Linked DNA regions of Homo sapiens: all the other regions are linked to region 1. A link is a loop called in an ENCODE intact Hi-C map of the cell type or tissue named here. Cell type or tissue: ascending aorta. All regions are shown on one strand. Each heading gives the region's core, and the rest is flanking DNA. Links, peaks and the distances in the headings are about the cores only.

What was found. A loop is a pair of places that touch in the nucleus more often than their neighbours do. Peaks named below come from ENCODE experiments on the same cell type or tissue, not always from the same donor. Only the 100,000 strongest peaks of a DNase experiment are listed, where the experiment ranks them.
Region 2: a loop joins it to region 1, with 3 times the contacts of the local background. A loop is called at or near these places in 11 of 110 quality-filtered maps.
Region 3: a loop joins it to region 1, with 2.3 times the contacts of the local background. A loop is called at or near these places in 16 of 110 quality-filtered maps.
Region 4: a loop joins it to region 1, with 2.6 times the contacts of the local background. A loop is called at or near these places in 10 of 110 quality-filtered maps.

What each region holds. Positions count from the first base shown.
Region 1 is chr2:41,866,512-41,872,558 of GRCh38, forward strand. It overlaps the pseudogene RNU4-63P. Among named protein-coding and RNA genes, the nearest start is that of LINC01913, 8.0 kb to the right of the region's middle. RefSeq lists a silencer at 3,307-3,406. In ascending aorta, for the core only: a CTCF peak has its summit at 3,385 (motif pointing right); a DNase peak (open chromatin) is centred at 3,400.
Region 2 is chr2:41,924,109-41,930,155 of GRCh38, forward strand. No RefSeq gene overlaps it. Among named protein-coding and RNA genes, the nearest start is that of LINC01914, 6.6 kb to the right of the region's middle. In ascending aorta, for the core only: no CTCF peak of the experiment used is centred there; DNase peaks (open chromatin) are centred at 2,173, 2,783 and 3,663; H3K27ac peaks cover 1,643 bases.
Region 3 is chr2:41,963,354-41,969,400 of GRCh38, forward strand. No RefSeq gene overlaps it. Among named protein-coding and RNA genes, the nearest start is that of LINC02898, 13 kb to the left of the region's middle. RefSeq lists enhancers at 1-5,307, 3,569-3,628, 3,739-3,788 and a silencer at 4,636-4,930. In ascending aorta, for the core only: no CTCF peak of the experiment used is centred there; DNase peaks (open chromatin) are centred at 2,708, 3,338, 3,738, 4,218 and 1 weaker place; H3K4me3 peaks cover 1,177 bases; H3K27ac peaks cover 2,500 bases.
Region 4 is chr2:42,182,019-42,188,065 of GRCh38, forward strand. All of the region lies in intron 1 of EML4 (EMAP like 4), which reads left to right. Among named protein-coding and RNA genes, the nearest start is that of EML4-AS1, 15 kb to the left of the region's middle. In ascending aorta, for the core only: a CTCF peak has its summit at 3,204 (motif pointing left); no DNase peak of the experiment used is centred there; H3K4me3 peaks cover 1,598 bases; H3K27ac peaks cover 1,989 bases.

The DNA.
Region 1 (6,047 bases), core at 1,904-4,403:
TGGCAAGAGGCAAAAGGCACTTCTTACATGGCAGTCGCAAGAGAAAATGAGGAAAATGCAAAAGCAGAAACCCTTGATAAACCCATCAGATCTGGTGAGACTTATTCACTATAAGGAGAATAGCAGGGGAAAGACCAGCTGCCATGATTCAATTACCTTCCCCTGGCTCCCTCCCACCACACGTGGAAATTCTGGGAGATACAATTCAAGTTGAGATTTGGGTGCGGACACAGCCAAATCATATCACCTACTGAATTGCTATTATTGCATGCAGTTTTTTTTTAGTAGTTATCACATTCCAAGAGGAAACACTGTCACTATTCATAAATTTACCACACACTCAATTTATTTCTCCCATATTTATTCTACTAAATCTTGAATAAGTGACATTAACTTTTTGCCTAATTTTTCTCCCTTGAAAACAAATTGTGTCTAGCTTGAGTTTTGTCTTCCAAATCTCCACATTCTAAATCCTCATCCATCTGCCTATAATGAATAGTACTTATGCTCCCCCCACTTTTTGAGTGTCTCTTTCAAAAAATCTTACCAGAGATACAAAACATTAACACAATGTTTAAACCTGCTGATGTGGAACAAGCATGAACTTTCTGTTCAAACGCACTGCACAGAACGAGCCTCAGTCTTCTCACATTTAAAGCAGTCAGATTCATTAGACTTGAGAGACAGTCTCTGAGTTCCTCTGCTACTCAAATTTTTATTTATCCTTAGTCATTCTCACAGGACAAAGGCTGCAGGAACCTTCTGGTAGAAAGAAACAAAGACAGGAGAAATCAACAGAGACAGAAATGGAACAGTAGCAAAAAGGAAGCTGTCCCAGATCCAGGCAAGAAAGATGTCTCAGCCAGGGCAAGCCCCATCTGGGGAAAGGAGCTCTTGTCCTGTTGGTTCCTCCCAGCCACAAATACCAGCACACGTGTACACTCCACATAGACAAACCCCACTCTGCAGATACACACACACCGCACACATACACAGCATCAACATCCACACAAAGAGCTGGCTATGGCTCCTTCTCTCGAGTTGAGCCTGTATTTGACAACTGTTGAGGAGGCGGAAGCTGGGGGTGGCCAATGAATAAGAAAACAAAAAATGAGCTTTGTGTGAGAGTTCACTGGGATCTTACAAAATGTCTTTTTAATCCTGGAACTATTTTCTGTTGTGTGGGAGGAGAGGAGCAAGGGTGATGCCTGGAGATGGAGGTCTTGAGGAGGACGTGTGCAAGTTCCTAGGGAGGGCAGAAATCAAAAATGAAAGTCAAGGTCGGGTGGATGACACAGGGTAGAGAGCCAGTGAGTCTTCACAGCACCCTGGAGTCAGAAGGATCTGCTGGTTCTGCTCAAGGCTGGGATGCACTTTACCTAGATCCTGGAAAGCAACATAAATCACTGCCTTGACTGGCCACAGCTGACCATGGGGATGGGGGTGATGAGGGCTAAGCTCTGTATTCTATGCACAGCATAGGAGTTCACTCAGCCCCAGCCGCGCAGCTAGTGCCTTCCCTCTGCAAACATTCCACAAATGACCATAAACATCCCACATATGACCATTTCCATTTGAGTTTTTTAACACTTGGGCTCTCAAGGCTTAAGAAATTCTCCACTCTTCAATTTATAAAAGTAAATCACATTTGGGCATTTTACAGAAGGTCAAGAAGTTTTGACACCTACATCAGAGACATACATCTTTCCTTCCCTCCTCTTACTTTTGAAATGATAGCCAAACCCCAGCGGTTTCATTGCCTGGGAGAATGCTGTGCCACACACAACATCTGTAAGTAGTTAATTTTCCAAATGGGAGATGGTCACCACAGATGCAGAACTTTTAAAAATAAACATCAGAAAAATATTACTCCAGCAAAAATGAAAGCCTAGAATCCACGTGAGTGGGTGGGAGGTAGCTGGCGCAAGGTAGATCAAAGCTGCATCCTAGTCTGCCTGGCCATGCAAAAGCAAGAAAAATAGAACCACAGAACTTCAGAGCAAAAAAAAAGAAGGACCTTTGGGGGGTATCCTAGCTCCCATATAATAGGGAAATTAAGGCCTGGGCCAGGAAGTGAGTGCCTATCTGTGTTGGACTGGAGCTCAGGCTGAGAGCTTTCTGCTCTAGAATAAGCCTCATTTTTATTAGGGTATCTTAGCTTTTTCCCTTTTAAGAAAAATAAAAATCCTCTGACTTAACCACGGCCTTTAGCCCCTACATGGGGCCCTTTTGAGGTGGGCGGGGGACTCTGGTCCTGGCCTCCTGAGATGGGTGTATCCCCTACCTACACCCCTCATCATGCATGCCCTGCATCTGGATGGCAAGCCATGAGAACCCAGGACACTGCAGAGGCCAAGGCTAGAGCAAGACTGACAAAGGCCTAAGAGAGGGAACTCCACTTGGGCAGCTACTTCTTATCTATTTTATGGAATGAGGTGGCCAAGCTTGAGAATCTTGTGCCCTGAGACTAAAGAAAGCCTGATCACTGTGACCAGCATGAGTTATAGAGAGGTTGGGGCAGGGCAAGCTGGACATCCAACTGCACCCACATCCTCCCACAACCATTCCTCTCCTGCCTCAACATGAGACTGGTGCCTCTGGACAGGAGCAAAGTGAGGCACAAAGTATGTCCCCTACACACAGACAGGCACAGAATAGGCATTCAGTAAACCATAGTTCAGCCAGGCAGGATGGCTCATGCCTGGAATCCCAGCACTTTGGGAGGCCAAGGCAGGCGGACCACCTAAGGTCAGGAGTTCAAGACCAGCCAGGCCAACATGGCGAAACCCCATCTCTACTAAAAATACAAAAATTAGCCGGGTATAGTGGTGGGCACCTGTAATCCCAGCTACTCAGGAGGCTGGGGCAGGGAGAACTGCTTGAACTCGGAAGGTGGGGGTTGCAGTGATCCGAGATCACACCACTGCACTCCAGCCTGGATGACAGAGTGAGACTCCATCTCAAAATAATAATAAAATAATAAACTGTAGTTGTTTCGGCTTGGAGTGAAATGGAAGAAATATGAGGGACAGATAGCACATTTAAAGGGATCTATTGTTCCAGCCCAGATGAGCCCCTGGACATTCCTGTGTGTTATGCTTTACCAGGTGCCTTATCACTGCTTTATCCATCTCTTCCCTACAGGTGGTTTTCTGCAGGGAGGCTCCAAAAGACAGAAGCTGAGTTCTGCCAGAAGAAAAAGGGAATGGAATATGTAAAAGAAAAGGATAAAAGAAAACTGGGGACAGACAGGCAAGGCTAGTAGGGAAGGGGGAGTGGGGTCTCTGGGGAGAAGAGAATCCTCAACCTGGGAAGAAGGGGAGGCTTGAAAGCAGAGGGGAAAGCTATGGAGGTCTGGAGGGCAGAGGAAATCCCAGATGTGGTGGCCAGCAGGGGTCGCTGATGCCCCACCAACAGCCTTAGGGCTGGGGAAGACTCAAAGGGAGGAAGATTTTCAAAAGCTCAAGTGGGCTTCACTCCCTCCCCTACCCTCCACCGTCCCCTCTGCCCCAGACTCTTCCTTATGGCATTGAGGTCTCTCTTCTAGGGTTCTGGAGGTTCCTTTCCCTGTGATCCTTTTCCTGAAAGTGAGCAAGATAGCCTGGCCAGGCAGCCCTGGGGGTGATGGAGGCAGCAGGTGGGGAGAGGCCTCCTGGATTTGCCCTCCAATGCTGCTCCCATGGGCACCCATGGAAATGGGGGTAGGAGGGCACCTCTGACCACAGGCTGCTGATGGGGTTGGCGCAGGCAGAGGAAGGGAGGGAACTGCTCTTCCTGGCTATCCTTGTCAAATAGCAAATTCAGAGCAGAGCCACAGCGAAGCCTGGAGGTAGAGGAATGCCCCCCGGCCAGCAGTGGTTCAGGGCCGTGCTTAGGAGCACCAAACCTGAGCCTGGGCGCTGCATGCTCCGAGGGCCAATCCCAGCACACACTGTTCCCCCACTGTCTGAGGCCCAGCACCTGTTGTCTAGAATCAGCGTCTACTTGCCTCTAGGCAGACACCCTGACCAATTCTCTACCCTCCTTGGCTTCTCCATTTTCAGTTCTGCTCCTCAGACACCAAAAGCTCCTATCACTACAACCTTCCTCATATTACCTTTTCCAAGATTCTGGCTTAGCCAGTATTAGTTACAGTTCAGGTCAATCAATGTCCTTCAAGAAGAGTTTAGGAAGACCTGTGTGTCCCAAGTCCTAATCACATCTCAGAATGGTTCTGCCACAAACTCTGAGATTCTTTCAAAAAGCATGTATTGATCTGCTCTTGCTTTCCTAGGGCCATAAAAGAGGCAGGCTTATGGAACCAAGTATGTTGCGCCTCTGAGCTAATGGTTCCATCTTTGGAGGCCACTCCTCAGGGTAGTTCTTAACTGACAGATGACCCCCGACATTAGAAGAGATGCCAGCAGAGTCCAGACCTGGGGTAGGACCCTGAGCTGTTTATCCCCAACAGTCAGAAGGAAGGCTGCACTGTCCCAGGGGCACCCAGCCTCCAAATGAGCCTCAAGGAAGGGTCTGGAAGGCCAGACAATACTATGGTCAGATTATGGACTTGGGAATTGCTGCAGATGCCATTGGGGGTAAGGAAGATTAGGAAATTCTGGAACTCAGGAGCTGCCCAGGCAGCCAGACTGCCTCTGACACACCCAGTCCTCATTTGGATTTGAGGAAAGGAGACTTGAGCGCAGGAGAAAGGCACCCAGGAGCCTGTGAGTCGTGCCTAAGCCTCTGGATCCCACATCTGAGGAAACAACTTAATGTAAGCTTTGAGTGGTGCTACCACCGTCGCCTCTGAGGTTTAACCGAGGCGCGATTGTTGCTGATTGAAAACATGAGACCTAATTCCAGCCCCCTCCTCCCTCCAGTGGCAGGCGGAGGCTCCACATCCATTTCCTGCCTTGGTCAGAACTGGCTCCGGAATGGGACAGGGCTGCCTGTGGCTCCAGCTGGGGGAGGCTGAGGTGAATAAAGACAGTGATGGAGAGGGATCCAAGGGAAACCAAGGATGGATGTGAAGAGCTGATGCCACCTGCCACCCATCCAGGTGGAGTCCTCCCAGACTCCAGGCTCATGCCAAGGGAGGGTGTAGGTGGTTGCTAGTGTAAGCTAATCCTGTGTCTGTGATGCCGAAAAAACTATATAAATGCCCATCACCTCTCTGGGGACAGCCCTGCTCCCCAGCCATTCCCTATAAGAAGCTGCCCTTATACAACCACTTTCCCCCAGTCTTGGAGATGGTCAGCTCTGCAGAGCTCACAGAGAAATCAAAGATATATAGGGTGTTATTAGACGGATCCTAGCAAAGGGCAGGTTTAACCAATGCCCTCACATTTTATAACTGAAATTCAGAGCGGTTAAGCAACCTCACAGAACAAGATCTAGTCTGCAACTCTTTGCTTCTTATTTTTTGGGAAAGGGTCTCACTCTGTCATTCAGGCCAGAGTGCAGTAATGCAATGATAGCTCACTGTAACCTCTAACTCCTGTGCTCAAGTGATCCTCCCACCTCAGCCTCCCAAGTAGCTGGGACTACAGGTACATGTCTAGCTAATTTTTTTTTTTTTTAAGAGACATAGTCTCACTATGTTGCCCGGGCTGGTATTGAACTCCTGGCCTGGTCCCCAAGGGATCTTCTCGCCTTGGCCTCCCAAACTACTGGGAATATACACTTGAGCCACCGCACCCAGCCTAGTTTGCAACTCTTGACTCCTGATTCCTGAGTGCTCCTTCTCTGACACCAGAATTTTCCAGAAGGTCTCCGAAAGAGGTCAAGAAATAAGCAGCTCTGATCAAACTATTAAAAAATCAGCTTCAGGCCAGGCACAGTGGCTCATGCCTTTAATCCCAGCACTTTGGAAGGCCGAGGCAGGCAGATCTCTTCAGCTCAGGAGTTCAAGACCAGCCTGGCCAATGTGGTGAAACTCTGTCTCTATTAGAAATACAAAAACTAGCTGGGTATGGTGGCACATGCCTGTAATCCCAGCATGCGCCACCACACCCGGAGTTCTGAGAATTGCTTGAACCCAGGAGGCGGAGGTTGTAGTGAGCTGA
Region 2 (6,047 bases), core at 1,820-4,319, 58 kb after region 1:
AGTGAATAAGAACTGCAGACTGTGCTTGCAGCTGGTGACTTGAGTATTTACTCAGCACCCACTGCATGCAGGCCACTGGAGCTGGGCTCAGCATAAATGCTCACCAGCCAAGAGCCATACAACGTCTGAAGAAAGCCAGACCCACCTCTTGTTTACAGGCATATTATGGCTTGTGAATGGGTCTAAATTTCCCCATGAGATGAATCATCTCCAGGTCTCTGTCACCAGGGCCCCCACCCAACTCTGAGATGACCACCGACCACTGAGGCCGGCAGAGGCCAGAGCCCTGGGCTGTAAGCTGCCCCGTGGGACCGTCCCCCATAGAGTGGGGTGAGGGGTAACCCAGGACAGAAGGGTCCTTTAGACTTATATCCCATTAGTTTATCTTACCACCTGCTTGCAGTACACAACAATATTTTTTAAAGCCTTGAAATTATTGTGAAGTAACATTCATATTGCATTTGAGGTTTAAACTTGTTAACTTGATAAATATAAACATGTAAGTTATAACACAATTTTGTAATGTAACACTCTATTTTGGCAATTCTTCTTTTTTTAAATATACTTGGAAGTAAAAAATAAAAAGTAGCTAGCCTGGGTTGGCCTCTCCTGGCCTGAGAGGTCGCTCCAAGTCAGGAGTCCTCCTATGCCTCAGGAAGTCCCTGGTTCCTAGCAAAAAGTCCATTAGCTCAGGCTTAATGCTATCCTAAAGCCAGTGGCCTTCTTTATGAGGGCTGTTTTTGTCACCTGTTAACTTGTTTATTGCACCAGTAGTAGAGTGGGGAGGGGAGGATGGGCATGAAGGTCACAAGTAGGTGGCAATTGCACACCTCAGGCCTGAGCCTCTCCTTGGTCATTATTTTCCCAGAATGACCTCTGGGTGGATAGAGGCTGAGGGTACAAAGCCCTCCTTGAACTAACACATGACAAGCCAGCACAAAAGAACTGCAAACAGGCCCCTAATTAATGGGTTTGCTTAGAGCTGTTTCCCTGTTTAGGGACTTCATCCCAATAATTGCAGGCTCCATAATCATTAATCAGTCACCACTACTTTTCTGGGTGCCGACCACAAGCCCAGCCCTGTTCCAACAACCATGAGGAGACAAGAGCAGAGAACAGGAACTCAGATTTATTAAGTGCCTGCCCTACGCTAGGCACTGTGCCAGGGGCTTAGTTTGCATAAGCTCGTAAATCCTCACAATGATCTGGAGAGGAAAGCATTATTATCCCCCTTGTACAGATGAGGAAACTGAGTCTCAAAAAAATTAACTAGCTCAAAGTCATCAGCTTGTAAGTGAGAAGCACAGTTTGAACCTGGGTCAGGCCAACTCACAAGACTTGGTTCTTGCACTCTGGAAGGTAAGAGACTAACTGTATTAGTCTGTTCTCATCCTGTTATAAAGAACTGCCCAAGACTGGGTAATTTATAAAGGAAGAAGTCTAATTGAGTCACAGTTCCACTGGGCTGGGAGGCCTCAGGAAACTTACAAACATGGCAGAAGAGGAAGCAAACATGTCCTCCTTCACATGGCGGCAGGAAGGAGAAGTGCCAAAGCAAAGGGGGAAAAGCCCCTTATAAAACCATCAGATCTCGTGAGAACTCATTATCCTGAGAACAGCATGGGGGTAACCACCCCCATTATTTAATTACCTCCCACTGGGTCCCTCCCATAACATGTGGGGATAATGGGAGCTACAATTCAAGATGAGATTTGGGTGGGGACACAGCCAAACCATATCACTGTTCAAAAATGACACAAAGGGACAACAGCTCAAGCCGGGTTGTGCAAGCACACTCTCTGGACCACAGGAGCCTAGAGAGGGCAGGGGACAACAGGGCTGAGGTCCCAAGAGAAGACTTCTCAAAGGAAAGGCAGCACACACTAGGCTCTGAACGGTGGAGAGGATGGCACACATTTAATAAACTGTGCTCAGCACTTTCTCCAACCACTAAGTTCAGGTTTGGAAATGACTGTGGAATTTGTGCCTCACTTGGGGCCAATAAACATTTAGTAAAATGTCCAAGGAGGACATGTAGAGACACACACACACACACACACACACACACACACACACACACACACACACGCAGATCCACCTCGGCAGCTCCAGATAGCGCCTGGAACTGGCACAATGAGAAAGGACTTCAGCAGGCAGCAAGTTACTGGCATCAGACACCAGCAGGGATTAGGGCGAGGGCCAAACTGAGAGGAGGAGATGTGGAGCCAGCGGGTCCTGTGACCACCCTGGACCTGGAAGGCTGGCAGCTCCCTGGGAAAGTCTCATCCAAGTGCCCAATTTAGACCTTGCCCCAGAACTTGAGAAATGCCAGGTAAGAGGAAAGGAGCCAGGAAATGATGATGAAGAGCAGGGACTTAACGAGAACTGGACCCTCTCTCCTTTCCCAGTCATTCCAGCCACACCCCCAGCTCTGAGCTCCCACTTCTCGACCCCCTAAACACACACTAGTTGGGTATTCAGACCCCTCAGCTTCACGGGAAGTAATGCATACATCACAATCCTGTCAGGATTCACCTATCAGTCTCTCCTGGGTGCTGGCTCTGTCCACATGAATGTCTCCACCAGGCAGAGACTCAGGGCCCTCAGGCCAAGCTTGGGCCTGGTTAGAGGTAAACATATGAGAGCCAGCCAAGATCTGGCCAAAGGGGCTCATGCCAGCCCAGCCCCAACTGCGGTATATGTGCCGGCCTGGAGGAATCCCACAGGACAAGCTGTTCTTTCCTAGAGCTGGGATAAGGAAGTGAGCCTGACCCCAGGGGTCACCCAAGCCCATCTTCCATGACTCACAGGGCCTAACACATTGTCTGTATGACAGTCCACAGCACATTGACTTTGCCAATAGGCTGTGACTCTGGATTAGGTTCCAGAGTGAACTGCTGGCCTGGAGGCCCAAGTCAGCTCTTTTTCACCAGTGAGGCCGCCCAGCCTTCTGGAAAAGAGCATTGTGGTCCTGGAGAAAAGGCATGGAGGTCTGGGCCCTGGCTGAGAACCTACAAGCTAAACCCCAAAGAGTCAGCAAGGCCCAGACCCATTACCAGTCAGGATGCCTCACCTGGAGACCCATCTCTCACTCAGATGCCCCAGCCCTAAGCAAAATCTGCATGAGAACCAACCCTCTTGGACTAGGGGACCCTGCAAATAAGAGTCGAGGAGGCCTGTCCTGTCCTGGAGCTGTCCCTGCCTTCACCTGGCTTCTCTCCCAATCTTCCACAGAGCCTCTCACTGTTCCTGACCTAAATGAAGTGGCCAGAGAGGCAAAAGGCCCATTTATCATTTTAATTAACCACCAGATACCGACGTTCTCTGGAGAGCCCTCCCACACCACATCTAGGCTGCCTGTGGGAGAAGATGTTCTGGAAAGACCATCAGGAAGGAGGCACGGGAAGACAGAAAACAGAGAAGGAGACAGAAGAGCCTGGATTTCCCGAGCTAGAATCCCAGAAGGAACACAAAAACCAAGTCTGTGACCTTCATTTAAACGGCAGCACTGTATTATTCTGGGAAGACGGTAGTGTCAGGAGGGAAGTGGGGAGGACTTCCAACAGTAGATATTCTAAGTGAGAGCTCCCCTGGGAGGCCTGCCAGCTCTCCCAAGCCTCACCATGCCTGCGGGGCCTGACCAGCAGAGGAGCCTCACGAAGGGGTCACTCACCCTCTAGAACATCCAGAGAAAATTGGCCATGGCTCCAGAACCTGGCCCAGCCCATTTTCCAGCCTTCACGTGCCCTCCTGAGCTTTTCTTAAGGCTAATTGGTTCGGATACTGCTTCAGGACACACAAGCACCAGCTTAGACCTTTAGAAGGATAGGCTGGAGGGACAAGCCAAGGGTACCCTTCCTGATCATCCTGCGTCTGGCTGCACATCCCCAGCTAAGTAACCAGCAGTGGTGACCTCTCCCTCCCTCCTTCTCTCATCTTGCACTTCTCTCTGGCTGCAGCTGTGCATCTCTTGCTGGCAGCTGGCTCTTCCCCACTCTCTGCCTCCCTTTCTCCAAGCCCCTTCACACTCTGAAGCCTGTGAACCCAGAAAATCTGAGACAGGTCTCAGTTAATTTAGAAAGTTTATTTTGCCAAGGTTGAGGACGCGCCTGTGACACAGCCTCAGAAGTCCTGACGACATGTGCCCAAGGTGATCAGGGCACAGCCGGGTTTTATACATTTTAGGGAGGCATGAGACAGCAATCGACATATGTAAGAAGTACATTGGTTTGGTCTGGAAAGGCGGGACAACTAGAAGCAAAGGCTGGAAGACTCTTCCAGGTCACAGATAGGTGATACACAAATGGTTACATTCTTTTGAGTTTCTGATTAGCCTTTCCAAAGTAGGCAAATCAGATATGCATCTATCTCAGTGAGCAGAGGAGTGACTTTGAATAGAATGGGAGGCAGGTTTGCCCTAAGCAGTTTCCAGCTTGAGTTTTCCTCAGTGATTCTGGGGGCCCAAGATATTTTCCTTTCACAAGCCAGCAGGGAATGAGCTGTTCTGAGTTGAACAGAACGGGAAACTGCACTTTTGACTCTGAATGTATTTCAATGGAGCAGCCTCTGCTGAAAGCCGGGCTCAGACACTGAACAGCCGCTTCAGGGAGATGCAATGGTTGCAACTTGTGAACCGTGCTTTCCTTTCCACCGCCTTTTCTCTACATTTGTCTGATTCACCAGCAGCTCAACACGTTGCCTCCAGCCCAATTCCCTCTGAAGAAAGTATGCAGATGATTCATCTTCTCTGAAAAAACTACCCATCCCAGGGTAGTGCCCAGCCTCCTTTCTCTTGGGCATATACAGCCTAAATTCCCCGGCATCCCAGGGTAGTGCCAGCCTCCTTTCTCTTGGACATATACAGCCTAAACTCGGCAAGCAACAACAGGAGAGGAGGGTATTCTAGAGGAACTCCCAGAAACCACCTCATCACCAAGGACTGCAGGTGAGCCCGGCAGAGTGAAGTTCAAGGACATTGTCCATAGGCACGGAGTCACACACGTGCACACACACTGGGGCTAGTTTGGGGACCCTGAGCAACACCTGTAGAACACAGGTGAAGTCCATGGGTAGCTATTAGAATCCTGTTCTCAGCAGGGCACGGTGGCTCACACCTGTAATCCCAGCACTTTGGGAAGCCAAGGCAGGCAGATCACCTGAGGTCAGGAGTTCAAGACCAGCCTGGCCAACATGGCAAAACCCCGTCTCTACTAAAAATACAAAAAATTAGTCAGGCGTGGTGGCAGGCACCTGTAATCCTAGCTACTCGGGAGGCTTAGGCAAGAGAATCACTTGAACTCAGGAGGCAGAAGTTGCAGTGAGCCAAGATCACAACAGTACACTCCAGCCTGGGCGACAGAGCGAGACTCCGTTTCAAAAAAAAAAAAATCCTGTTAGAATCCTGTTCCCTGTTCTACCTGGGAACAGGACTCTAACAATCACCCATAGACATAACATCACCCCAAGACGGCAAGAGCCAGCTCAAGGCCTGGAGAAAGCCCCACTCACAGGGCAGATTTTTTAACACTGAGAATTTAGGGTTGTGTATGGAAGAGGGTTGTCAGATAAAATACAGGATACCAGGATAAAACTGAATTTCAGATAAACAAATAATTTTTCTAGAATAAGTACGTCTCAAATATTACATGAGTCATACTTATGCTAAAAATTATTTACCTGAAATTTGAATGTAACTGGGTGCTATGGGTTTTTATTTGCTAAATCCAGCAATTCTATAACTACTCGACTCCACAGTCATGTTAGAAATGATGACAGTATCACAGAGTAAATAGAACAAGAAAATTGCAATCAGCTCACCTTTTGCTTATCCCTCGGGGTCTTTCTCTGGGTCCCGGTGCACCCAAATTCTCCACCATAACCTCTCTTGCCTCCATCCCACCTGACCCCTTAGCTGCTCAGAGATCCTGTGGCCCCAGGTGTAGGCCAGTGCTTTTATCTCTTAACTCAGCTGCATTGAGGTTGAATTTTTCAAAAGGAACTTTATTAGAAAACTAGAGGAGCATATAAATATCTGAATTCATAAAAAA
Region 3 (6,047 bases), core at 2,014-4,513, 97 kb after region 1:
TCCACCGATTCAATCCCAGGGAAGTTTTTCTTTTTTCTCCAGTGAGAAATGGGCAGACTCCTCCCAAAGATGTCCGTGCTGAACTTGTCTCCTGGCAGGACATGCAAAAGGGCACACAAATTACAGGAAAATGTCTGCTTGTTGAATCAGTTTTGTAGGTTAAATACGGTGGGACAGGAGGGAAGGGGCAGGAGAGCGTTCAACCATACTGAGTTCTTTTTTAAACTGCCTGGAAGGGTAGCCCCCACCTGGGGAGAATGTATCTAGCACTGATAAATTTATAAAGTATTTGACCTTTAATCAATCCTAATATTTTCAATCCGCAGAGCCTTCTTAAACGCCTACAGCCCTGCCCCTAGGCCCCTATTCATCACAATTACTGCTCCAACTGTCGGAGGCAGGGCATGAAATGGCGCACGCTGACGTCCAATATTTTATCACTAATAAAGAGAAACATCCCAAGTATTTGCACAGTTCTGATACTTTCCAGCCCCGAGCCCAGGAAAAGGGGGAGTGTGGTGATTTATGCTCACTGCCAGGCATTGTTAATTGGGCTCTGGGCTAGAGGCCCTGGAGCTGCTTTTCTTTGCTTCCCAACCATGAACCAGGATGTGCAGAGAGCAGTGGGTCAGGGGTGTAGGAGAGGCCTGCAGAGCACAGTGTAGGCCCTCACTTGGTATCTGGGAAGTGCTAGAAAACACTAGAAAGGGCAGTTTTTCAAAATCAAGGCTTGGCAAGTGCTTGCCTCCACTGGTGGCTTTGTAAACAGATCCAATGTTTATGAGCAATCTCCTTCCACTTGTTGCCACTGCTGGGCTGCAATCCTCCCCACCTTCCTTGTCGCGCCTTCCTGCCCCTCCCCCACCCCATCCCCAGTCAGGGTCTGGAGTCCAGCCCCATTTCCTTCTCAGTTCAAAGTCCCTCCCTCTCTGCCTCCCTGCTCCAAGCAGAGGGAAGCTCAGTTTCCAGTCACGGCATTCAGACAACCCACAGGCTGCATCTATATGGCACCCAAACATCTGGATGAAATGTAAACAAAACAAGCAGATGTTTCTCTTTCATTACAGCAGGTGCCTCTGCAGTGCCCTCAGCCTGGGGCTGAAAGGGAAGGGCTCCCTCTGGGGTCCAAGATCCCAGAGGGAGTTTGGGAGGGCTGCATACCCTTGACCTATCAAGGAGCTAGTCCCTTGGGTGTCATAGACAGAGATGAGCAAACAAAGCCAGATACTCCTAGGGAAAAGAGGCTGGTAAAACTGACAATGGAGGATGGTGTTTGTGAGGACAGAATGAAAGGTTCAGGAACTGGGGGCAAAAGAAGGAGATGCCAATGGAAATCAGTGGAGGAAGACATTGATTTCAAATCCCTCTCTAATTTCATTATGATGAAGAGTTTCCTGAGCCTCCACATTCCACACCACTGCCTTCTAGGAAAAAAAGCAAGACATGGCCTGCACAAACCTCCGTCTTAGTCCAGGGTCTCCTGTGCAAGAGGAGTTGGGATCCAGAAAGAGAGGATGTCCTGGGGCTTGGATGACCGGGGGTTTCAAAAACAGCACAAACCTCCCCTTTCTCAGGCCATCTTCCACCTAACAGGAGACAAATGGATGCATCACATTGAACTAATAAAGGTGGGTTGAGAGGTTCATGAAAGGGATAATTGAGGAAGGACAGCGGGACAACAGACCATGAAGAACAGAGTGATAACAGCCACAGAGAACCAGAGGCAAAAACAGATGAATTGGTTTCCATTTGCCTTCCCTTCACTCCTGCCAGACCCTCTATCCTGACTCTGTGTGGTCCACTAACATACTCCCCCAGTGCAGTCCCTGAACACTTACCCTGATCCTCTCCTCTGCTCCCCAAGCCCTGTGTGTGACACTCACACTCCCCCAGGTCTCTCCTCTACTCCTCAAACCCCAGGTGCACTGACACACTCTCCAATCCTGTCCCCCACTTCCCTAGCCCCTGGGTGTAACACTCAACACACTCCCAGTCCTGTCCCCCTCCCCCAGTCCTGTGTGACACTGAACACACTCCCCCAGTCTTCTCGCCCATTCCCTAGTCTCTGTGTGTGACACTGAATACACTCAATCATGACCCCTACCTCCCCAGCCTCTAGGTATAATGCTAAACACACTCCTAGTCCTGTTCCTTACTCCCCCAGCCTCTGGGCATTGTGTTAAACACAGTCCTCCAGTCCTCTCCCCCACTCCTCTAGCCCCGCGTGTAACACTGGGCACACTCTTCTGGCCGTCTGCCCTTTCTCAGTCTTGGGTGCAACACTAACACGCCCTCCAGTCCTATCCCCCATGCTCCCAACCCTTGGGTAAGGCACTGCTCCCACACTCAATGGGGAGCCAAGGAACAGTTACACTCCCTTGGCTCCTCCACTGTCTGTCACAACAAACACATTCCTCAGGGCCACCTTCCTTGGTGGCAGCTGTTTTACCCTACTATCTGCAGAAAGACTCTCAGGTCCCTACTGTGATCCTGTGTGCCAGCCCAGCACAACAAGTATTGTGGAGACAAGGGGAGAGAGAGAGAAATGGGAGACAGAGGAGAGAGAGTGGGGATGGCAGCACTGGTGAGGATTGCAGCTCCTCATCCATCCATTGATACTGGATTTTGTGTCAAAGGCAAACATTTTCCTTTGACCTCAGTGTTCCTGTCTGCAACGCTGAGCTGCAATCTGGCATCAAGCACCCTGGGAAAAGGGCTGATTGCCACAGAGAGTTGAGAATTCAAGAACTGGACTCTGGTTAGGACCGGGTCAGACACAACATGGAGAAAGAGGATTATATCTTGGTAGGGAGGTAGCATTTTTGTTTGGTTTTTCTTGCTTTTCTTATGAAACAGGAAGTGCCAAGCAATGCCCCCAGGTTTTGGGGTTTCCAAGTGAAGAATTTTACCCCTGATAACCACAGTAACCCCTGAAAGAAGTGGAGGCTTTCCTTTCATATTTCGGGGGGCTGGGAGGGGCAAGGAGTAGGAATCAGACACAAAGAAAACTGAAGTATGGGTGATCCAATTCCCCTTCCCCCAAGTAGCCTTGCTTTTTAGCTCCATGGGTTAGAAGTTTATGGGAATTCTGGATCCATGGTTTCCTATGGTCTCTTTTACAGATCTTGTTAATTTATTACCCTTGGTTACACTTTTAATGGAAATCATGAAGAAATGGCAAAGGAAACATGAGCTAATTTTTTTTCCAGTGACACATTTCACTGCTATTTAAATAGCTGTTTTGCCAAACCAAACACAGCGCTTACAGCCAGCGGTGACACATGAAGGAGATCACTGTGGCCGATCCTGCCTGCGGCATCCAGAACAGGCGAGACTTTCTCTCAGCTTCCCCAAGGGCCGGACGCCAAGGGGGGCGGGTAGGAGAGCTGGAGCCTGGGGCACAGCTGGAGCCCCAGAGCTGGGTGCGTGCAGCTTCCACCCACCCTGGGCACGGCTGCTTCTCTGTTGCCTCCTGTCCACTCCTTACCCCTGAGGAGCCCTGGGGTAACTGTTTTCTCCCAGCAGCCTGGGGGACCCCCCAGAGTGGGCCACAGCAAGAGCACCAGCAGGGCCTCCTGGCCCTCACTGCAGGATGATCTGCTCAGGCCTTTAGTGGGGAACATTACTGGGTTGCATAAAACCAGAGACAGACTTTGGGGAAGCCCTGGCCATCTCGGTTCCAGTTCTGTGGTGGCGGCAACAGTGGTACTGTGACCACGCTCACACAGGGTGCCTTTGTTAGGCAATCCCAGAGCCTGTGACTTCTCCTCCTCAGAAATGTTGGCCTCTGATGCACTCTTGCTCCCCAACTTGGGGACCGTGATGTCACCAAGCATTTATGAGCTTCTCAAGAAGCCAATTGAGACTTGCGGCATTTGGCGAGAGAAACTCCGGGGCCTGGGATGTTGGAGAAGAGGAAGAGGCCACAATCTGTGGCGATGGCTGGTGCAGGAGGAATGGAGGGGAAACTGTTCACAGCAGCCAAGTCAGAGCCTCCCCAGGGTTAAAAAATGCAGTGGGATTGAGGGAGGCAAAGCGCTTAGGGTCTGACATGAGGGCTGTGGAGACCTTGATTCATTTGTCCAATCTCGGCAGCCCTGTGACAGACAGCCCAGTGGCACCAACATTCTCCCCATGAGCTCTGCTAATGAACAGCAGGAAGGGGCAATCCAAGAAGCAGGCACGAAATGGGGAGAGAATGTTCTGGAGGGAGGAGCCCGAGCCAGCAGGAACTAGGATTTCAGCCCCACCCAGGCCCTGCTGGGTCCTGAACAAGTCTAGCTACTTCTCCAATTCCCCCTCCGTGGGATGCTCTGTGGCCCCCAAAGCCCTCTGCCAGTGTCAAGGTGGCAGAGCCGAGGGGCCATGACAGAATCTGGGCAGCAGGCCTGCTGGCACCCTGGGAGAAACCACTCTCCGTCCTCTGCTTTTCAGGGAGAAAACCCACATTAGCGAGACTGGGGAGAGAAGTTAACTGTCATCTTCCCTTTGCCAAAAATTATATTAAATTCACTGACCACATTTTTCCAAACCCAAGTGCAGAGGACATTAGATCAACGCACACTGGCTGGGCTCTGGTGCGCCGGGCACCCCACACATTTCATTTTGCATTATTAATATTTAAACCAAAGCAGCTGTTTGCACACACAGAGCCCAGAGCCTGCCCAAGACTCCTGTGGAGACTTCTTTCTGGGATCAGACGCACCAGCTAGGAAGCACGTTGTTGACCCTAAGGACTTTGAATTTCCCCAAGCAGACATTCATTGGTCAGCGATGGATGAGATTTCTGGGATATTTCCGAGCAAGGGGAACTGCTGGTTTATTGGCAAGTGCAGATTCTGATGATCTGGCTTCACTGAAATTCCTTGAGGAACTAAGTAGTAGGGCCCACCCGGAGCAGATTTTTGAGAGGGGTGAAAGTATCTCTTTAGGCACCAACCTCCCCTCTGAGCCCTATTCTGCCAAGCATTTTGCACCATAGAGCCTGGAGTCCTCCTCCTGGGCATTTGCAAGTTAAAGCCTCATCTCTAAGCCTGGCTGGGAGACTCTTGCCTGAGTCCTGCCCTGCAACCTGATGCACCACAGCCCCTTCCCAAGCTGCCTCAACTCTCACCTTCAGCCTTGTGCTCCAGCCACCACAGTCTGCTCTGTTTTCCAGACACACTAAATTCTGTCTTTCCACAGACGATCTGCTATTTCTGCTTGCCTTTGAAATCTCAGGACAAAATTCACCTCTTCTCTGCTACCCCCTCTTCCCTCTAGGACAAATTAATTACTCTTCTCTCCTTCCATCATACTTTGTCCCCCTTTATTTTGACATATATCTCAGTACATTGCAAATCTTTGTTTCTATACCTGCACTTTCAGCGCACACCACGCTTTAAATAGAGTATATTATGTAATTCTTTTTTTTTTTTTTTTTTTTTTGAGGTGGAGTCTCATTCTGTCACCCAGGCTGGAGTGCAATGTGCAATGGCGTGATCTCGGCTCACTGCAACCTCTGCTTCCCAGGTTCAAGCGATTCTCCTGCCTCAGCCTTCCGAGTAGCTGGGATTCCAGGTGTGTGCCACCATGCCCGGCTAATTTTTGTATTTTTAGTAGAGACGGGGTTTCACCATGTTGGTCAGGCTAGTCTCGAGTTCCTGACCCCATGATCCTCCCACCTCAGCCTCCCAAAGTGCTAGGATTACAAGTGTGAGCCACCATGCCTGGCATATTTATGTAATTCTTACAACAACCCTCTGACGTAGGTACTATAATTATCCCCATTTTACAGATGACAAATCTGAGACTTGGAGATTCTGAATAGCTTATCTAAGGTTACATAGTTAGAAAGTATCCGTTTTCCCCACCACCCCAAAACTATGAGCTCCTCAAAGAAGGGGTCATTGCCTTATGCATCCAGGGCCTACGTAACATATTGTCTCATTATAAGTGCTCAGTAAGTGTTTGTCAAAATAATTTTCTTTTTTTTTTTTTTGAGAGGGAGTTTCGCTCTCGTAGCCCAGGCTGTAGTGCAGTGGAGCAATCTTGGCTCACTGCAACCT
Region 4 (6,047 bases), core at 2,069-4,568, 320 kb after region 1:
CATATAGTTACTTCCCCAACAGAAACCTGGCTTCCATTATGCTTAATGTATTTATTTATTTGATGAGTCCTCCCCTACATAATCAATCTCCTGTCTCCACTGGTTTCTTTTTTTTTTTTTTTTATGTAGAAAAATTCTTCTTTTTTTTTTTTATTATACTTTAAGTTTTAGGGTACATGTGCACATTGTGCAGGTTAGTTACATATGTATACATGTGCCATGCTGGTGCGCTGCACCCACTAACTCGTCATCTAGCATTAGGTATATCTCCCAGTGCTATCCCTCCCCCCTCCCCCCTCCACTGGTTTCTGCTTCCTTGCTTGTTCAGGTTCTGATTGAACCTGTGCTGGGCTGCCCCCTCATCTTGTGCCGACATTCTCATCCCACCAGGGCTCCAGCATCCTATGCCAGGCTGCCTTTCTCATCCACCTGGTTGTTGATACCCTGCACTAAACTGACACCCCGTACTGTGCTGCTCCTCTGCCAGAATGACCTCCTTACACACTTGCCTTGCACTGGCTGCCTTGATAGCTTTAGGACTGAACTATGGGGGAAGGGGAGACACCTAATCATTTTTAGAGAAAACAGTAGCTTTAATGAAAAAGTGGAAAACTATAGCTTTTCCACCAAATATCACAAATATTTATTTTATATCACTTCCCAAATCTTGTTTACATGTCTATTGGTCTGCTAGAGCTACCATACAAAATTACCACAGACTGGGTGGTTTAAACAACATAAACATATTTTCTCACAGTTCTGGAAGCTAGAGGTCAGAAATCAATGTTTCATCAGGTTTGATTTCTTACAACACCTTCCTCCCTAGCTTGTAGGTTGCCATCTTCTGTGTCCTCATGTGGCCTTTTCTTTGTGTGTACATATCACTGGTGCCTGTGTGTCCAGATTTCCTCTTCTTATAAGGATACCAGTTGTATTGGATGAGGCCCCCCCACAGCCCACTGCCTGTCTCTACCAAAAGTACAAAAAATTAGCCAGGCATGGTGGTGCACTCCTGTGATACCAGGTATCAGGAGGCTGAGGTGGGGAGATTGCTTGAGCCTGGGAGGTGGAGGTTGCAGTGAGCTGAGATCGCACCACTGAGCTCCAACCTGGGTGACGGAGTGGTGACTGAAACTAATTATAGCTCCCAGAATGGAAATCTAATGATTTAACAAATATTTATTAAGTAAATGCTACATGCCAGGCATTGTTTTCATACTGGGAATATGTCAGTGAACAAAACAAAAATCCCTGCTCTCATGAAGCTTGTATTATCATGAGGGGAGATAGACAATAAAGAGTTTTAATTAAATTATTCACTGTTAGGAGGTCAGTGGCTTCTGTGTAAACAATTGATGTGTACATTGTCGGTTTTAAGCACATGATCCTTTTTTCTTAGATGGTGGTGATACAACCTGTGTGGGATATGGTTATGTCAGATTATACAGAAAAGTAATCTTGGGGATACAAAACAGGTAGTTACAACATTGATAGCTGTCCTAGGACTACTTTGTTATCATACATCTTAGTCACTGTATCTGATTTTGATAGGTTTTTGGTATATGTATATGTATGTATAAAATACACATATGCTTTTTGCAGGCTTCCATTCTCAGTTCCTTTTTTTTAAATCGTTTATATTTAAGGTATAAATATAATACTGTGTATACAAGTATAAATAATATACTATGCTACCTTTATGGTTGGACATATATTTTTATTTTTAGAATTTTTTTCTTATTAAATAATCTGGCTGTATTTCAATAAAATCTTTTTTTTCAGGTTAATTATTATAGGTCACTGTTTATCAATCTGGATTCAGGACCTACATCCAGTCACTAGAGAATTCTCAGGATGCTGGGGAGGTCTTAAAACAGCTGTTTGTGGGTGGTTGTGTTGGTAGAGGCAAAATGTGGGTTGTACCACCAGGATGAGGTCACCTCTTTGACCTTCTGGCCCTCTTTCTTTCCGGACTTTAACACCTACTTTGGTACTTAAAGCAATTTGGGCTATTTGCTGTGCTCTGAAGTGTTGTTTAGTAGTAGCACCTATAAGATGGTGTTAAATGTTTTTTGAATGAGTCTGTGTCACAGCAACAAAGAAAGAGTTGTTTTCAGTAGTTTGAAAACCATTGATATGGTTTTTATCTCACTCTATTCTTACTTAACCTGTATATGGCCACCAGGTTATTCATTCTAACACACTGTTTTCTTTTTTTCATTATTATTATTATATTTTAAGTTTTAGGGTACATGTGCACAACGTGCAGGTTTGTTACATATGTATACATGTGCCATGTTGGTGTGCTGCACCCATTAGCTCGTCATTTAACATTAGGTATATCTCCTAATGCTATCCCTCCCCCCTCCCCCCACCCCACAACAGGCCCCGGTGCTAACACACCATTTTCATTGTCACTCCCTGGTTTAAGAACTTTCATCTCAAGTTTCTATGAGATAAACTCTAGTATGGTGTCCAAGTTGTCCTGCCACCTGGCTCTCACCTACCTTTCCAGCTTCACCCCTTACTGCGCCCCCTACATGGATTCCCTCTGTATCCCTTTTCTTGCTTAGTTTTTTGTGAACTGCTTTCTTCTTATACCGTTATTTATTCAATATCTCTCCTTTCTCTTACTAATTCCTGTTTATCCAAAGTAGTTTAAGTCCATCTCTTCTTTTGACCACTTTAATCCACAGGGATTTTCTGTCCTATTTTCTGAAATCTAGCACATTTGATTTTCCTTACAGAGATCAATCATATATTTGCCTTATGTTCTTAAGTCATATATAGCCCTTTAAGTATTTCATGTTTATCTTGTCTCTTCAGTTAGGAAATACATTTCTTAAGGACAAGAATGTGCCTTATACTAGGTTGAATGTATTGCCTTTTGAGTGGTAACTGCTCTCATATCCAGTGCCTAACCGCTTTGGCCGATGGGAAAACCATAGGATCAGTGGATTGATAAAATTCTCTTTAACTTTTTGTTTTTATGTAATCTAATTTTCTCTCCTTTGTGCAATGATACATCTGTGACATATTGGCAAAATCATTGGTCCCGGAATAATATAATACCTGAGCATATATTGATTTTTTTTTTCATTTTATAAAGAAACTGAGTTGAAGAGAGAGAAAGTAATTTGCTCGGGATTAGAGGTTGACAGACTACCACCTTCTGGCCAGCCTGGTCTCTTGTTCGTTCTGTCTGAGAAAATGGTTTGTACATTTTTAAGTAGTTGAAAAATAAAAATATTGTGACACGTGAAAATTATATGAAATTCAGATTTCAATATCCATAAATAAAATTGTATTGGAACACAGCCGTACTCATTGACTTAGGGATTGTCTGTAACTGCTGTCACATGACACTGGCAGCGTAGAGTAGTAGTAACAGAGACCAAATGGCCTGCAGAGCCTAAAAATCTCTGCTGTCTGGTTTTTCATAGAAAAAAGTTTTCAACCCTTGCTTAAGGTTGAAACTTGTTCAGCCTTGGGTTAAGGTTGAGCCATGATTTACTTCTAGGCAGTTAGAGAGACTTCTTTAACTATACTCTCCTGAACATAGCATGGGGTCATTGGGGAACTGCTAAGTAAATATTAATAATTGAGTATGGAGATGAGAGATGAAGGCAGGAGAGGACCATATTACTGATTATCTTCAGCGTCATGCTGAAGAGTTTGGCTTTGGGCCTGAAGCTGTTGGGGGAAACCACTAAAGGACATGTAATCAAGTTTGGATTTTAGAAAGTTTAGTTTGCTCGTACTGGGGAGAATGAATTGGAGCAGACAATATTGAAAATAGGAATATCAGTGTGGAGTTTTTGCAGTAATCTAGGAGAGACATGAAGGGCCTGAAACAGGTCTTCCCTCTGGTTTTCTTCAGTAGTGGGATAGGAGATACAGACAGATTTAAAATTAGAGGAAAAATCTACAAGACTCTGTTATGAATCAGGCACTTTATGCATATGAGTTTAAGTGTTCATAGTAACTCTGAAAGGTCATTATTTTATAATACCAATTAAAAAGGCCCCAAAAAACTGTAAGTGGGATAACTGGAGTTTGATCTTTAAAAAGTCTATGCTTTTTTACTGAACTTTGCTGTGTCTGTTTTTACCTGGGAATAATGCTGCCTACCTACTTTGGATTGAATCAGTTTTCCTATTTTCCAAATAGCTTATAATTGCCACAGAAAAATACATAGCCAAAATAAGGAGATGCCGAACTACGTTACTATGCACTTTTATTTCCCTGTATTAAGCACAGGTTTGTTCGTTCTGGATCCACAATGAATTTGATTTTTGACTTTTTGAAAGTCTTTATACTTGAAAAAAAAAAACTTTTTACTGTAAGGTAAATATTTTTAATGCCTTTAACTTGACAAACTTGCTGTATACCCTAGGGTAGATTATGGAATTTGAAAAACAACAGATAAGATAAAGACACATTCCTAAGAAATGTATGAGAAAGTGTTTTTAGAGCAAGCTTTTGAGAATCATTTTCTTTTCTTTGCTTATTAATCTCTTCCTACCTCACATCACTGACATTTTGTTTTAACCCTGGATAAGGCAGTTAGCTATTTGTGTCAGACTTCATTGGACTTATTTAAAACTGGGTATACTCTGCTCCTTTGGGGATTTGTCTGGCATTTTCATTATCAAATGCATTCTCGATAGCAAATTCTCACAGTCCTTTGTTTTAAAACAACATTAGAGCATTTCATATCTTGGTTTTAGTGAAAGAGTAGAACTACAGAGTAGTTTTCAGACTTCAAAATTTTTAAATCAGCTTTATTGAGCTGTCCTTTACATATAATAAAATGACAATTTTAGGAGTACAATGGGTCTTTAAAAAATTTATATCATTGTGTATTCACTACTACAATGAAGATACAGAACATTTTCATTACCAAAAAAATTCTCTCATGCCTCTTTGTAGTCAGCCCCTTCCCTCTACATAGACTCCAGTTCTTGGCAACTGCTGATCTGCTTTTTTCCATTGTATTTTGTCTTTTTTTTCTTCTCCTTTTTTTGGAGCGGGGGGGTGGGGGGGACAGGGTCTTGCTCTGTTGCCCAGGCTGGAGTGCAGTGGCAGGATCTCATTTTACTGTAACGTCCAATTCCTGGGCTCAAGTAATCCTCTCACTTCAGCCTCCCAAGTAGCTGGGACTATAGGCACACACCACCGTGCCCGGCTAATTTTTTTTTTTAATTTTTTGTAGAAATGGGGTTTTGCCATGTTGCCCAGGCTGGTCTTGAACTCTGGGCTCAAGTGATCTGCCTGCTTCAGCTTCCCAAAGTTCTGGGATTACAGGGGTAAGCCACCACATCCAGCGTATTTTGTCTTTTCTAGAATTTCACATGACTGGGATCTTATAATCTGTGGTCTTTTTTGTGCTTTTTACGTAGCATATTGCTTTAGAGATTCATCCATGTTGTTTGTTTCACTAGTTCGTTCCTTTTCATTGCTGAGTAATATTTCTTTGTATGAATATACCACACTTAGTTTATTGACTAGATGATGGACATTTCAGTTGCTATTAGTTTTGGCTGTTACGAATAAAGCTGCAGTGAACATTTGAGTATACATCTTCTTTCAGGCCCTAGCAACCATGAATCTGTTTTCTTTCTCTATGAATTCTCCTATTTGGTGCTCATTTTTTTTAAAAAAAAATGGTTGCCTTAAGTTTTGAGAGTATTTTATATGCTTTGGGTACAAGTCCTTTATAAAAAATGTGGTTTGCAAATATTTTCTCCCAGTCTGTGGCTTGCCCTTTCATAAACTAACAGTCTTTAGAAGAGTGAAAGTTTTTTAGTTTGATGAAATCCATTTATCAGTTTATTTTGATGTTCAACTTATTTTTTTCTTTTGTAGTTTATACTTTTTGTGTCCTACTTAAGGAATTTTTGCCTAACCCAGGGTCACAAAGATTCTTATTATTTCTTAGTTTTTGCTCTTATTTTTAGGTCGATGATCTCTTTAGAGTTAATTTTTGTATAGGGTACAAAGTCAAGTTTCGTTTATTTGCACACTGATGATTTTTGTTCCAGCAC